Linked DNA regions of Mus musculus: region 2 is linked to region 1. Evidence: chromatin loops called from intact Hi-C (ENCODE). Cell type or tissue: left cerebral cortex. All regions are shown on one strand.

Evidence for each region. Peaks named below come from ENCODE experiments on the same cell type or tissue, not always from the same donor. Only the 100,000 strongest peaks of a DNase experiment are listed, where the experiment ranks them.
Region 2: it touches region 1 in a loop (11-fold over the local background); 2 of 42 quality-filtered maps call a loop at or near these places.

Annotation. Positions count from the first base shown.
Region 1 is chr12:104,411,693-104,419,692 of GRCm38, forward strand. It overlaps Serpina3n (serine (or cysteine) peptidase inhibitor, clade A, member 3N), which reads left to right. Exons shown (of 5, transcript NM_009252.2): 4 at 642-792; 5 at 1,720-2,637. The coding sequence ends at 1,914. Gm24334 (a small nucleolar RNA gene) reads right to left here and starts at 7,708; the gene lies at 7,581-7,708. In left cerebral cortex, CTCF peaks have their summits at 7,017 (motif pointing left) and 7,671 (motif pointing left); DNase peaks (open chromatin) are centred at 3,024, 4,111 and 7,008; H3K27ac peaks cover 450 bases.
Region 2 is chr12:104,292,919-104,300,918 of GRCm38, forward strand. It overlaps a transcript of Serpina3j not described here. Among named protein-coding and RNA genes, the nearest start is that of Serpina3j, 18 kb to the right of the region's middle. In left cerebral cortex, no CTCF peak of the experiment used is centred here; DNase peaks (open chromatin) are centred at 1,253, 3,828, 4,614 and 5,205; H3K27ac peaks cover 222 bases.

The sequences.
Region 1 (8,000 bases):
GATTGACAGGAGATGAGCTCTGAGAATCAGCTCTGTCCTGTGGAGCCATCTCATCCTCTCAACACTCATCATTCACCATATAGGGAATAAGACTTGAAGACCTACTATGTGCCAGGCTCTGACTTAAATATCTACCCAAGAAGATATCTAAGACTAAAGCACAAAATTTCAAGAAAAATTGAAGAAAAGCCTTATAGGCTTTCTTGTAATTGAGGAAGAGAGAAAAGGGAGATTAGCATAATAAGTATTTAATAAGTTACAGTGAGAAGTGGTGAGGGGCAGGGGGTGTCAGAAGATAAGGACAGCTGGAGTCTGATGCACTGTGCTATGTTAAATGGAATGTCTCTAGGTGATGTCTGAGGGTTGGATGACAGGGAAGGGCTGCATTTGTGGATCTAGGAGAAAAGCATTCTCAGTCAAGGAGCAGCGAGGACCAAGTCAGGTTGCCTGTCTACTGTTCACATTCTCAGGCACTGAGGATAATTAATGCATTAGGGAGAGCAAAGTCATGTTGTGTAGGCATGGCTGGGAAGAGGACTTCCCTGTAGTTAGAGGACTCTCTGTGTAGAGAAGCCCCAGCGTCACAGTGGACTGAAGGAGCCACGGAGTCCAGGGACTCTTCCTTTCTCTTTCATTCTCAGGATGATAGATGAGCTCCACCTGCCCAAGTTCTCCATCTCCACCGACTACAGCCTGGAGGATGTCCTTTCAAAGCTGGGCATCAGGGAAGTCTTCTCCACACAGGCTGACCTGTCTGCAATCACAGGAACCAAGGATCTGAGAGTCTCTCAGGTAAGACAAAGAAGCACTTGGTGGTTCAGCTTGTGCCCTGAACGTGGATGGTGAGGGCCACGAGGGCATGTGGGATTGGCACACGTGTGAGAAGACCTATATTTCTCAGTTTTTCTCACGCTGGGGGAGCTTAAAACCCCCAGATACTCCTGCAGAGAGCAGTACTACTTTACTCCCTGGATATAACCACACCCAGGAACCCATGATGAGGAAGTGCCTATGCTTGGTGTTAGATCACATGGGTACCGATCTGTGCTGCACCGCAGGTGCCCCCCCCCTCCAATCCACTGCAGTCACAAAGCACACCCAGCCTCAACTTCTTCCCTCCAGGACTTCTTGACCAGCACTCAGATTATTAACAGTAAAAGTAATAACAAGGGATCTATGGCAGTTCTGAGGAGAACCCTAAGAATAGGAAAGAAGATGCCTTAGACCCCCAGAGTGCATTCCTAGGTGCATAGCCTGGCCGTGACCAATGTTCTCTCCAGCGCCCACTCAAAGCTCTGGGCTCAGATCTGTGCAACCAGGACATGGCATTCTGGGAAGGTGAAACCATGGTTTGCACACTGCTGTTGCATATCCCAAGGAGGTTGGAGCAGGAGGGATGGGGAGACCTGCACTGGCTGTCAGCACTCTGGCTGTTCCCTCTGACAAAGTTGGGGGGCTGCCTGTGAGGAAACTCCTGCCACTGCCTGCTCCTGTCCTCCTGTTGTAGTGATTTGAGGACAACACAGATTCAGACACTAAGCAGAACAAGGGCATGCCTCATCTCACACCCTGAGCAGAGACTTGGAAATGCAGGGTTAGAGCCCAGGGAAGGAACAAGGAAATTCCTCCCAGCAGATGAGGCCAGCACTTACTGCCTGCTCCAGACCACTCTCCTACCCTCCCTGGTCTCCACTGAGTGATGTGTTTCTCTCCCCACAGGTGGTCCACAAGGCTGTGCTGGACGTGGCTGAGACAGGCACAGAAGCAGCTGCTGCCACTGGAGTCAAATTTGTCCCAATGTCTGCGAAACTGTACCCTCTGACTGTATATTTCAATCGGCCTTTCCTGATAATGATCTTTGACACAGAAACTGAAATTGCCCCCTTTATAGCCAAGATAGCCAACCCCAAATGAGACTAGAACTCCCCAAGTGTTGACGCTTCTTCCCGGGAGCCAGGCATTGAGCCTGTCTGTGGGTCTCCATGTGCATTTTGGCTTCCATGCTCTGCTTGGCCTTGGCATGCCTGGATTAGATAGTGACTAACTGTGTTATAACCTCATGCACAGACATCCCTGTGGGAAGTCAGTGCCATGCTCCCAGACTTCTTGGTAGCACTAGCCCATGTTCCTGAGCCTGAAATTTGTCTTGTCCCCTACCCCTGCTCTCTCCCTGTATCTGCCTCCACCCAAAAGCCTGGGCCCCATCAAGTAAGCTCAGTCCCAGTTTAGACTCTGGTTATGTCTCCCTTCAGCCTTGCTGTCTTGATGGGACTGTGCAACCTTACAGGCCAACCCATATGGACCAAGAGGAAAGCTTGCTGCCCCGTGTCTATCTGCAGCATCTAGGACTACTTGGTGCCCAGTCTGCCTCACTCTTTCACTTCTCCAGGCTTTGCCTCCAGCACTGCCCCCCTGCAGGATCTCCTCACTTTGTCCACATCTGGCACAGAGTTAGAGCCCTCACTTCTGCAGCTGCATGGGGCCTGTGGGTCAGAGCAGCTCCTTTCCCCTGGCACTCCTACTTAGAACAAAGTAGCCTTTCTTTTAGTTCCCAGCTGACCAACCTCACACAAAAGAGGAACACCACCAACCAGAATAAAGAGGTAGGAGCAAAAGATCAATAAACATATAACTGCATTGAATGTAGCAGTGTTCTCTTGTTGGCAAGGGGTAGCCTCTAATGACAACAGGCACATAGAGATTGTCACTCACACTCTGTGACTCCTGGGATGGCCCTCTGGCCTCTGTGCTATTATGAGTCCCTTTATGGATGAGGAAACTGAGGCACAGAGAAGCTTAGCCATTTCCCCCGACACACAGCTAAGTTATTATGGTATTCCAAGTTTGCTGACGCCTCAGACACAGCCAACCTTCACCAAGCTGAGAAGTCTGTTGTTCCTAAGGCTTGACAGTGGTGGTGAACAGGTGGGTGATAAAACAAGACTCTGGATGCTTTCAAGACGGCACAAGGGGCCTGGGACCAGGATGTGAGCTCTGTTCTAAGGTCTAAGTATTTCTGCTCAGATGGAAGGTATCCTGGGACAGAGGCCAAGGTGCTTTCGTGTGGGCTGCTGGGTGGTGTCCAAGGAGAATCCTGGGAGCCTGGAAACAGCCAGAGGCCTGCAGGCAGAGGGAAAGCTGTCCAGGTTGGGATACATTTGAGTCTCAAGGGACCTAAGAACACACACTGACAGGTGGACCTGTGGTCAGCAGAGAATCACACTCATACACACACACACACACACACACACACACACACACACACACACACACATGATCCCTTCCCTGGCCAGCACTGAGATGCTACACCATTAAGACCTTGGATTGAGATAAGAATGGGGGCCTCTATTGAAAGCAGCCCAGTATCCCAACCATTACAATGTGCCTAAGTGTCAGTTGAGACCTTAAACTGACCACCACATGCACTCCATGGGTACTGACATGATCCAGCTATATCCCTCCATCCTTTCTGCTCTCAGACCAGGTGTCTAAGGAGCCTGGTGCTGAATGCATCTAATGCTGCCTGTGAGATGAGCTGGGTCTGGAACCTGTGGCCAAAGTCTGAATCTACCTCTCATGCGAGTCTAAAACCTAGATATTAGGGTGTACTTCTCCTCATTCCCTAGGGGCAGAGTGGTCCCCTGTCTCTTGGCCAGTAAATTGCCTTGGTGATGAACCCTCTACAGCACTGTCCTTCTAGGTGATGTGTGGTTGTCACAGCCTAGGAGAGCTAGAATTCCAAGCCTTCCTATGCAGCAGTAGGAATTGGAGAATGGTGCATCGTCCTTGGAGAGGTTGATGCAGCAATCTCACTCTAGGCAGGTACTCAGAGGAACAGGAAGCAAGGACATGGCAGGCACTGCAGCCAGCGTCCACCATGCTTCTCATAGCTGGCAAAGGGCTTGTGAATCAAGGGTCCCCCAACAGATGCATGAATGAGCAGAGTTTGCTCAGGCCACACACTATTACTACATTAGACAAATGAGGGCGGTGCCATTTCCTACACTCTGTGTGTGAGCCTGCCAATATGCTCACAGGGAAAGAAGCCAGACACAGTAGGGCCTGTGTGATGTGAGTCACAGACATGTGATATCCAGAACAGGAGGATTCGTGAGTATAAAGGATGTTCTAACGGTTGTCAGGAGCTAAGGGGAGGAGGGAGGGGATGACTCATCAATGGGCATGCAATCTGTTGAGCAGTGACTAACATAGCTTAAAACTAGACACTGGAAAACCTTCCTAGGCAGGAATGAAATGTGAGACCTGAGGGAGGTTCTCTGAGCTTTAAGGATGTGAAAGGGCTGGGCAGCAGAGGAAAGGCCCAGCTGCAGGGGAACTTTTGTCAAAGATGGAGTCGCAGACACCAGGCTCTGCCCAGAGTCTGTGGGGGTGGGGAGTAGAGCTCCTCTCTGTCACCTCCAGGCCTGCTGAGGAGGACTTGGCCAGCTGCAATCCCTCCTTGCCACTTCCCTGGCTTTGTCCTTTCACAGCGAGGAGAAATAGAAGCACATTTTAGTATCCTTTGGAACATTCCACCTTCTGGGGCCAAGGAGGAAAAATCTGACAGGGAGTTTAAGGTCAGTAGGGCAACCTAGTGAGGCGCTGCAGCAAAACAAAAATGTAAGAAGAGGGTTGTGCACACGTGTACACACATACACATTCACAAACACACAGACACACATTACACACCTGCTCAGGAATGACTCAGTGCTAGGGCATTTTCTATGTACCAGGTTCTGAGTTCAAATTCCAGTGTTCTCCCCAAAAGAAAAACCCATCTATGAAGACTGTGGATGTAATTAGTGACAGTTTTACTGTGGTCCAGGGTCACCATTTTGGCTTTTCTGTCACTGACAAGCAGCTTGAGGGATTTTATTGTTTGAGGAAAGGGCTGTGTATAGACACCTAACCCACCCAGCTCCCTTCATCTGACAGCTGTGCCACACTGAGAGCTCCCAGAACTATATGGGGGAGAAGAGGAAAAAAATTCTTGTTTGTTTGTTTGTTTGTTTGTTTGTTTGTTTGGATTTTGGGAACCTTTTGTTGTTGTTGGTGGTGGTGGTGGTTGTTGTTGTTGTTGTTGTTGTTGTTGTTGTTGTTGTTGTTTGAGACATGGTTTCTCTGCATAACTCTGGCTGTCCTGGAACTCACTCTGTAAACCAGGCTGGCTTCAAAGAGATGCCTCTGCCTCTGCCTCTGCCTCTGCCTCTGCCTCTGCCTCTGCCTCTGCCTCTGCCTCTGCCTCTGCCTCTGCCTCTGCCTCTGCCTCTGCCTCTGCCTCTGCCTCTGCCTCTGCCTCTGCCTCTGCCTCTGCCTCTGCCTCTGCCTCTGCCTCTGCCTCTGCCTCTGCCTCTGCCTCTGCCTCTGCCTCTGCCTCTGCCTCTGCCTCTGCCACGAGACTTGGGATTAAAGGCATATACCATCATTGATCAGCTTTGAGAAATTCTTAAAAAACAAGAATATGTAGCATTCTCTTCAACACCTTCCAGAGGGGTAAAGAGGTAGAAAGACATCGTTTTATATGAGAGGCAACAACTGTGCATATGTACATATCATGCAATGTACATGTGTACATATTATATGTCATATGCACATATCACATCATATGAGGCAAATAAAATGATAGCAAGATGGTGGGGAAAGACACATGGCTCTCAGATTTTTCTCTGCACTTAGTCAGCCAGGGCACTTTTGCTCCATCCCTGCCCCAAGTCAGCTGAGGAAGGACCAGGGATGCGGTTGCTAAGGTTTATCCTTTTCCTCAAAGTACATAGTCACTTTTCTGCATCTGAGTGTCAAGTCCTACTGACTGGTCCTTTTCCATCATTAGGTTGATATGTAACCTTTATTATAGTGTTAAAAGCACCAGAGATGGCACGGGTGAGCAGATGGGACATATTTTTAACAGTCACAGAGTTGCACAGAGACAAGAGCCGGGACTCAGGCAGCTCTGTCCCAGGTTGACCACAGAATTTCTGATGTCATGGACTTTTGTCCCAATGGTGGCTCTCCCAGGCCTGCTCTGCCCTGCCACAAACGTCTCTGTGAGCACCATAGAGTTTGCCTTCAGCCACTATAGGAAGTTGGTTCTTCCTACCCCAGGAAAAAACATTTTCTTCTTTCTGACCAGCATTTCCCTGGCTTTGACCACATGTTCCCTGAAGACCCAAGCAGCCAGAAGAGCCCAGCTCCACGTTGTCCTGGGCTCCAACCTCTCCGTGGTCCAGGCTGGATATATGATCTGCTGGTCCAGCTGCCAGTACAGAACTCCCCATTATTTTTAATGCTGGTTCATTAGCCTATGGGACCCACTCAAGAGACACTTGTCACCACATACATCCAGGAGCAGACCCAGGAGAGCTTGGGGTCCTCAGCCAGGAAACCCCAGCAGTTCTGGTGAATCACATTTTCTCTGTCTGCACCCCAAGTCTCACTGCCTGCCATAAACGGAGGTTCCTGTGCGGACAGACAACAAGAGGGCATTCGGTAAACGCAGTGTTTGTGCGCTCGAAACTCCTGCTTGAATGCTTCTGGTGCCAGGGAACTCGTTACCTACCCTTTTTAAATGCCACTTGTTGAGTTTGGTTGCAAAGAAAGAATTTCCTACCTTTAGTGTGCGCTGCTGGGGGTTTGAAAGGCAGGCCCTAACCTGTCCTGGGTGACTCTGATTCAAGGTCTGGGGAAGTTTCAGACCCAACCCTTTGCACTGGAAGATCTCCAGTCCCTCACAGGAGTGAACGTTCCGGGGGCGGGGCGGGGAGGGGGGGAGCTATGATCTTAGCTTTGAGTAGTCCTGTAGGCAACCCCAGGATTCCTGGGGTTACAGAGCGTGAACTCCGTGCTTCAGAAGGTCTGGGAGAAGGGTCTTGAATAGAGACCTGGGGTAGGGCACTGCGGGGGGGGGGGGGGCGGGGCGGGGGAAGCTTTCTTTCTATGAAGCAAGCTGTTTTCAAGCGTGCCTGGCTGGGAATGAACAGCTAGCCTTGCTCACCCCCTAGTGGCCATTTGGGAGAAGGCAGGGGCGGGTGTGAGTTTTCTCTGGTTTTCTCCCTTCCGGCTGGAAAGTCATATTATTTGTGCAGCAGTGGTGGGTCTCAGTCATTCATGTTCTGGCTGTCTTCAACCCTGCCCCCCTAATAAGGCAGTACACCACACAGCAGGGTAGGCAGAGACTGGTGTTCCCAACTCACAGAGGAAAAATTAGATCTTGTAGGTTTTGAGACAGGGCCGTGAGATGCAACCGAGGCTGCTCCCAAACTCTCCATCTGCCTGAGTCTGCCCTCCAGAGCTGTGTGATAGATGCAAGCCCCCATGCCCAGAGAGAAAACAAGCGTGTGTGTGTGTACATGCACCTGTCACCGCACATATGTGGAAATCAGAGGACAGCTTTTGAGCGCCAATTCTCACCACCCACCCTGTTACATAGGGTCTCTTGTTACTGCCTCCCCACCCAGAATTCCAGGCATGCTCCCAGTGGCAGCACAGGCCACAAAGAGCATCAGTCCTAGGCAGGGCTCTTTAGTGCTCTGCCTGCTCCTGGTCCCTGGAGGACTGGTGGTCCTCTCGGGCTCACTTTTTTCAGGGACTGTCAGTCATTCAGATGTCCATAGGTCAGAACACTGAGCATAGACACAGCTTTGCTCCTCTCTGCCACCTACTGGCACACGTGGGACATAGCAGCCACACCTGCATCACTTCTAGGAGCCACATTTTCTTAAGCATCTATTCCTTAAGTTTCTTTACAGCTTTCTGCCAGTTACAAAAGTCCAATTCTCCAAGCTAGCATTCTCATTTTGCCCTCTTTGTAGCATCCTGACCCCTCCTCTGCCTGGCCCTGACCCCTATTTCCCTTGAAATGCTGCACTGACTCCATAGGTATCCTGCAAGCCCAGGATCTTTTACCTTCCCAGCCTTGGCTCAGGCTGTTTCAAACAGCCCGTAATGTCCTCCCCTTTCTTTAAATATGCAAATTCATCACACCCTTCAAGGTCCTGTGCTAA
Region 2 (8,000 bases), 120 kb before region 1:
ACATGTGTCATCCCACCTTAGGTGCTGGGGAGCCATCCTCACATAAAGAGTAGAAAACATGGTGTTTTATGGTGCACTGAATTTTTTCACTGGTTGAAATATGCTTTTATGCATGCATATGAAACCTGTAACTGAACTATGGTCACCTGGTTACTAATTTCCAACAAATGTATTCAGAAATCTTCTAATACTTAAAATTGTTGTGATGATGGTTATGTGAAATAAAGAAAAAAATCCTACCTGTATTTCTTTAAAGAATAAATTTTATAAATTATCATTGAAAACAAAAGAATGAAATATGAGTCCTGAGGGGAGGTTCTCTGAGCTTTAAGGGTGTGAAAGGGCTGGGCAGCAGAAGAAAGTCCCAGCTCCTGGATGTGAAGTTTGTGTGTGTGTTGTTGAGACATGGGGATGAGAATACAACATGATAGAGGGACCAAACACTGGCTCTACTAGAGCCTTGGGAGAGGGGATCAGAGCTCCTCTCTGTCACCCCCAGGACTGCTGAGGGGGACTTGGCCAGCTGCAGCCCCTCCTTGCCACTTCTCTGGCTTTGACCTTGCACAGAGAGGAGAAATAAAAGTTGCTTTAGTGTGATTTCATCTGCTCCTCCTTTTGGGCCAAGGAAGAAATAGCTGAGAGGGAGTTTAAGGTCAGTAGGGCAACCTAGGAGAGCACTTTGTCAAAACAAAAAGTAAGCAGAAGGCTGTGCATATGGATGCACACTTACACATTCACAAACACAAAGACACACATTACACACCTGCTCAGGAATGACTCAGTGGTAGGTCATTGTCTGAGTATACATCAGGTTCTGAGTTCAAATATATGTATGTGTGTATATATTTATATATATATATGTATATATGTATATATATGTTTGTATATATATACATATATATACATATAATATGGGTATGTAGGTTTATGTGTGTATACATATATATTTGCACATATATATACATACGGATACATATACTTGTGTGAATATATGTATAAGAGTATGTGTATATAGACATATACGTTTGTGTGTGTGTCCCATTTGTTGAAATTAGACAAATATGTTGATGGGTATAAGAGTGTTCAGATACTTTTTGTCTTGCATATATTTGATTTGAACAAGGAGCATTGCATTTGGACTTGAACTTGAGCAATTTAAGTTGCTACAAGAAGAACATAAAAGAAGAAATAAATATAGGACTGTCATAGCACATCCACCCACATGTTTCCCAGGGGCATAACTGAGGCTGCTGGGACTTACGTAGACTGCCTAGGGATGCTGGCAGGAAAAGCAGAAAGAATAGGACACCTGTCTCACACACTTCTCTCTGCACTTAGGTCAGTCACTTTACTCAATTTACACTTTTACTCAATCCCTGTCCCGAGCCAGCTGAGGAAGGACCAGGGATGCAGTTGCTAAGGTTTATCCTCTTCCTAAAATTACAAACTCATTTTTCTGCATCTGAGTGTCAGGTCCTACTTACTGGCCATTCTCCATCATTAGATTGATAAGTAACCCACTATCATTGTGTTAAAGCTCTGGGGTTCATGGGGATGAGCAGATAAGATATGTTTTAACAGCAGTGGAGCACCCTAGGGACAAGGGATGTCAGTTTCAGGAATAAGCAGCAGGCATCCACAATGTGCTGTGCAGAAAGGGAAATCTGAAGAAGCTGGCTTTCTGCATTTTCTAATGGCTCAGGATGTGTGTGTCACTAAATGTAACTTTCATGCCATCCTGGAGCAGAGAGGAGGCAGGAGGGGAATCTGGGGCTCGAGAGTGTATTAAACAGCAGATAAGAGGTTGTTTTGAACCTAGATGCCCCTCAACAGAGGAATGGATACAGAAAATGTGGTACATCTACACAATGGAGTACTACTCAGCTATTAAAAAGAATGAATTTATGAAATTCCTAGCCAAATGGATGGACCTGGAGGGCATCATCCTGAGTGAGGTAACACATTCACAAAGAAACTCACACAATATGTATTCACTGATAAGTGGATATTAGCCCCAAACCTAGGATACCCAAGATATAAGATATAATTTGCTAAACACATGAAACTCAAGAAGAATGAAGACTGAAGTGTGGACACTATGCCCCTCCTTAGATTTGGGAACAAAACACCCATGGAAGGAGTTACAGAGACGGAGTTTGGAGCTGAGATGAAAGGATGGACCATGTAGAGACTGCCATATCCAGGGATCCACCCCATAATCAGCATCCAAACGCTGACACCATTGCATACACTAGCAAGATTTTATTGAAAGGACGCAGATGTAGCTGTCTCTTGTGAGACTATGCCGGGGCCCAGCAAACACAGAAGTGGATGCTCACAGTCAGCTAATGGATGGATCATAGGGCTCCCAATGGAGGAGCTAGAGAAAGTAGCCAAGGAGCTAAAGGGATCTGCAACCCTATAGGTGGAACAACATTATGAGCTAACCAGTACCCCGGAGCTCTTGACTCTAGCTGCATATATATCAAAAGATGGCCTAGTCGGCCATCACTGGAAAGAGAGGCCCATTGGACTTGCAAACTTTATATGCCCCAGTACAGGGGAACACCAGGGCCAAAAAGGGGGAGTGGGTGGGCAGGGGAGTGGGGGTGGGTGGATATGGGGGACTTTTGGTATAGCATTGGAAATGTAAATGAGTTAAATACCTAATAAAAAATGGAAAAAAAAAAAGAGGTTGTTTTGACCCTCAACCTGAACACTAACCCTGTTCCAAAAGTGCTCTGTTCCCCAGCTGTCATTGAAATGGCAAAGCAGGGCTGCTGTCCTCTGCATATTTGTGCTGCAGACTCTGAGCCATGTGCAGCCTCCACTCAACCTCTGTACAAACAGAATCCAGCTTCCCATTGCCTCCCTGTGGACAAACCTTTATGTCAGGGCCATGCAGGCCTGTGGAGTCTGTTTAGCTCCTTGGAAGGTTCATATAAAGCTCAAACTCCTGTACACACACACACACACACACACACACACACACACACACACACACACACACTGTTCCAAAACTACCCATGTTCTCCAGCAGCACACCAAAGAGAGTGAAAGGAGGCAAGAGTGATGCAGTTTCACCCCCTGCTACAAACCAGGAGCATGTACCCACTGTCTCTGAAGCCCCTCCCACTTTCCTTCCTTTGTACTTCTCAGCAGAGAGGATTCTCCTCAGGGCAGCCTGCTGGAGCTCCTGCATTCCTCTGGTCTCTTCTCTCAAGTTAAATACATTTCCAATAACCTCTCATAGCTCTGATCATCCTTCTGCCACCTCCAATGCTAGAACAGATACAGGGCAGCTGTCTGTCAAGATGCTGCCAGGAAGATGCAGGCTAACATTCCTCCTGCCCTGAGTGCTGATGTTCCATTTAAGGAGGGGATCAGTGGGGATCTGGGAAGCTTTTCACTAGTCTTCAGTACACAGGGCAGGTTCAGCTCACATTAGAGATTTGGGGACCATGAAGTATGCATTGTCCACAACCAGTACCCTTAACAACAAGTCACAGTGAAACAAGAGAACTAAAGACTGGATATGAATCTAGACTTCAGATCGTCATTCATCAGCCTGACAATACATGAGGAACCACACCATTACAATCTCCATGTGTTTGTCACCACCTCTGAGACCCAAGACTCAAGGCCAGCAGCTGTGGCCCATTGTCTATCCTCTGCATACAAGTCAAATCTGGATGCAGAGCAGCAGTGAATGCATGAATGCATGAATGTGTGAATGAATTCATAAACATGTGTATGAGGAGCTTATGAATGTTAATGTAGTGAGAATGAAGCCTATGTCTTATGAGCAAGCCAGGACATTCACTGAGGCAGATGGTCATGCACAGATGGGAACAGACCAGTCCTTTTGATGGAGGAGGCCCTGATGACAAGAGGCTGACCAGCAAGCTCAGCTTCTAGGAAGGCTGAACTTCTCTTGGCTCTTCCTATACAGATATGAACTGAAGTCTAGTAAGTGTCAAACTGCCCAAGGTCACATGAAAAAATGGCAACACGAACTTATTGGCATGATGAAAAGTTCTAGCAATATGTAACCCCAACACAGTGGAACCACTACTGCAGGGGAATTTGTTTATGATAGTGGGAGACGGAAATGGGTCAAGGAAGTGCCTGTGATCTGAGGCAAGGGCATGGATTCCTAGAGTTAGATCCTCAAAGTTGGGTGCATGAACCAGCTGAGACATCTGTAACCACTCAATGCCAATCATAGGACACAAGATGTGCATGAAGCAGGAGAGTACCTACCTGTGGACTTATCTTCTCCCTTGGAAAGCTTGACCAACACAACATAGAATTCCAGAAGCATGTAGGAAAACAACCAGGGAGACAGCAGGAGAAGAAGTGAGGCAGCTCCACATGAGCTGAGAATTCAAGGGAACGAGCAACTGAGCTGTGCAAATGGACACAGAACCTGGGCTCTCAGCAGCTGACAACAAGAGTCAAGGTTGTGAGACAGAATATACTTGGGGAGTTAGAGCAATGGGAATGAGGGGACAGATGGTTCCAGAAGGTTAACAAGAAGCAGATCATACAATGCAGAGTGTAGAATGCCTCCTGCACAAAATAGGACCACAACATGTCTCTGTGAGAGTGGAGGAATCACATGGATCTTTCTAAAATTGTACAGACTCAGTGAGTGGAGCCGAAGACAAGTTCAGACTTTAATAAAACAGACCCCATGCTGCAATGTAGACTTGCTTGGAATGATTCAGAAGGAAGGTTACAGATGCCACCAGAGCCCATGGAGGAGCCTTGCCCTATATAGAAAAGATGAATGTAGAGGGAGCCAAAAGCTCAAGATTCTCATCAGCATGGAGTGGATGTTAGGGTTTTGCCAGGTAAACCTGGTAAACATGGCATGGGGCACAGTGGATGGGGCCAAACAATGGAGGCCAAAGAAAGCCTGAGCATGGGTGTCAGTCCAATTGCTGGCACCTTGGCAGAATTTATCAAGATCAGTGAGCATCTGATACCCAAATATGGCATTTCCTGCCTGTTGAGAATGTCAAGTTTATATTTTGGTAGACGAGACATATTGTGGTCCAAAAGAAGGTGGTGAGTGTTAATGGCAGTTCTAGTTCTGAGGTGGGAAAGAGACTTAAGGGGACAAGGAAGTAGAGTGGAAGAGTCCAGTGGGGAGTGGGGAGAGCCCAGCACTGAACAAGAGAGAGAGACAGAGCAAGCAGAAGAAAGACAACCTTGAAAAGCTGGCAGAGGGAACTTCAGAGAAAGGAGGACACAGCAGACTTGGAAAAAAAAAGTCTGGAGGAATCCCAGGAGGAGGAGGAGGACTTCATTAACTCAGGAACTGAGACACAGGGAGGGATGCTGTAGGTGTTTAGGGACAGAGTTTCAGTCTGAGGGTGTCCCCATGAAGAGAGAAACCTCAGAAAGATGCACAGGATCCCTGGGCACAAGCATCCCTTTACTCCGCATGGAGTGTGCAGGAGTGCAATGGGGAGCTGCCTGAAGCATTCGATGGAACTTTGTGCAATAGGATCTAAGACTGCAGAAAGACAGACAGAAAGTGTGTGTGTGTGTGTGTGTGTGTGTGTGTGTGTGTGTGATCGACAGACAGACAGAAAGAGAGAGAGAGAGAGAGAGAGAGAGAGAGAAGTTCCAGTGATCCAATGAGGCAGACAGACACTGATGAGGCAGGTACACAATGTCAGTTAAACAACTAGGGATGGAGAGATGAGCGGACAGAGTAGGGGGATGCCTCACTTATGGTTTCTACTGCTGTCATGAGACACCATGACCAGTGAGCAAGTTGGGGAGGAAAGGGTTTCTGTGGCTTACACAACGGCCATCATTGAAGGAAATCATGACAGGAACCCAAACTGGGCAGAAACCTGGAGGCAGAAGCTGATGCTAAAGCCATGGATGTGTGCTACTTACTGGCTTGCTCTACATGGCATGTTCAGCCTGCTAACTCACAAAAGCCCAGGACCACCAACTCCAGGATGGTACCACCCAAAATGGACAGAGATTTGTCCATTTTTGTCCATTAATATAATTAGGAAAATACTCTACACTCTTGTCTACAACCAGATCTTATGAAGGCATTTGTCAGTTAAGATTCCTTCCTCTCAACTTGGCTATAGTTTGTATTGAGTTGGCAGAAATCTAGTCAGCACATGGCACCTCAGTTGATAGGGCCCTGTGAAAGGAACCCAGTGTTCTCTCCTGGTTTCAGAAACAAATGTAAGCCAGGAAGCAGTGATGTCATCCAACTAGGCAACTTCATGGTTAAATAGAAAGTTTTATTGTGGATTCAAGTCACTAAGGATCTTTTCATCTCCCCCTCTGCTCTGTCTCTCTATCTCTTTCTCCTCTTTCTTCCCCTGTTGTGGCCTCGTGTGTGTGTGTGTGTGTGTGTGTGTGTGTGTGTGTGTGTGTGTGTGTGTGTGTATACAGTGGGCAAGAGAAGAAGTAAAATGTCAGAGAGGAAAAATGATTTCATATGACATCATGGTAGGCTGCATTGTGCTGGTTCAGGCTGTTTGCACTGAGGGAGAACTAGGTATGCCCACTTGAATTAGCAGATTTTGTGAGAGTGTTAGGGTACCTCCTGGAAAACAGGATTGCACTATACATGATGTTCTTTTCAGATATGCAGAGACACACCATTAGGCTTTGTTTATCCAGCCTTCTTGTTAGGACCTGCACTTCCATTTCAGGGAAAGTGGCTTTGCACCTAACACCTGCCTGATGAGTGTCTCTCATTCCACTGTTGACACACCATCAACAGCTTTCATCCTAAAAGCAATACGATCCTTCATTCTGGAGCCATTTTCTGTGACAGTGATTAGAGAACACAGATTTATGATACCCAAATTCCATGTTCCAAAATAGAAGCAGTTTCACAAAAACTTTTTAGCTTTACAAAAGAAAGAAAGTTACAAATCAAAGCAAGTTTAAAAGGCATGATTGGATACCTTGGAGAAGCAGTGGCATCAACATAGGGGAAGCTTCTTTCTAGGCTCAAGATGTTCTATGCTGTCCTGCTTAGCTCTTGGGTTGCAGCTAGGTGCCTGCTAAGTTAATAGACTATGTTGTCACAGGGACACACAGGGAGGCAATACATGTGTGTTCCATAGAGACAGAACTTAGCACATAACAAGGCAATTGGCCTCTGAATGGACCTGCAATGTACAATCTCTCTATAGAACTGAAATTCTCACCAGCCAGTCAGTCTCTGCAGACACAGACTCCTTTCAGATTTCCTGCATTTCCTGACATAGGCAGCTTCCCTTCAGAAATCTGTGGAGAGCAGGTCTCTTCTTAGAATGTGCCCATTCCTGGCAGAAAGGATGGTAATACAGATGCAGTCAAAGACCTGTCAACATCGAGACAAGTGATTATTAATCTGTGGTTTTCCATAAAAAAATCAAGGATCATGGACATAGAGTTGCATTCTTTTTGAAGTGACTTGGCAAGCCCAGGACAAAGGACAGATGTACCTGTTCTTGGTAACAAGTGGGTCAGGGCTGATGCTGTGTTCTTGCCTTGACTGCTCACCTGGTCCATACCGACCTTTGAACTATTACAGAAACAGAAATGAGGACATCAGTGTTGTTTAGAAGAGTCTTAGGGGTTTTGCCACCAGGAGCTGGTTCTGCAACACAGAGCGTGTAAGTCCTTGTCACCATAAATCATCCTATCTTTCCGTTCCCAATCTGAGTAGAGAGCATGGCTTGTATAGGCCATCATTTCCTAAGAGGAAGGAGGAGTCCCTAGATATAAATGGGCAGCAGTGTGTGTGTGTTAAAAACATTTCAGGAAGGCAGAAACCTGGCACATCAGGATTCACCTAACACATACTAGCAGTTGGCTTTGATTCTGCAGGTAAGGCCCACAAAACCTTCTCTGTGTTGAGAGAGGAAAGAGCCATGCCAGGACTGTGTGCTACTGGCTATCAACTTGGTTTGGGGGCAGTAAGAACTTGTTCTTAGGCCACTGGGTTTGAATCAGAGACATTT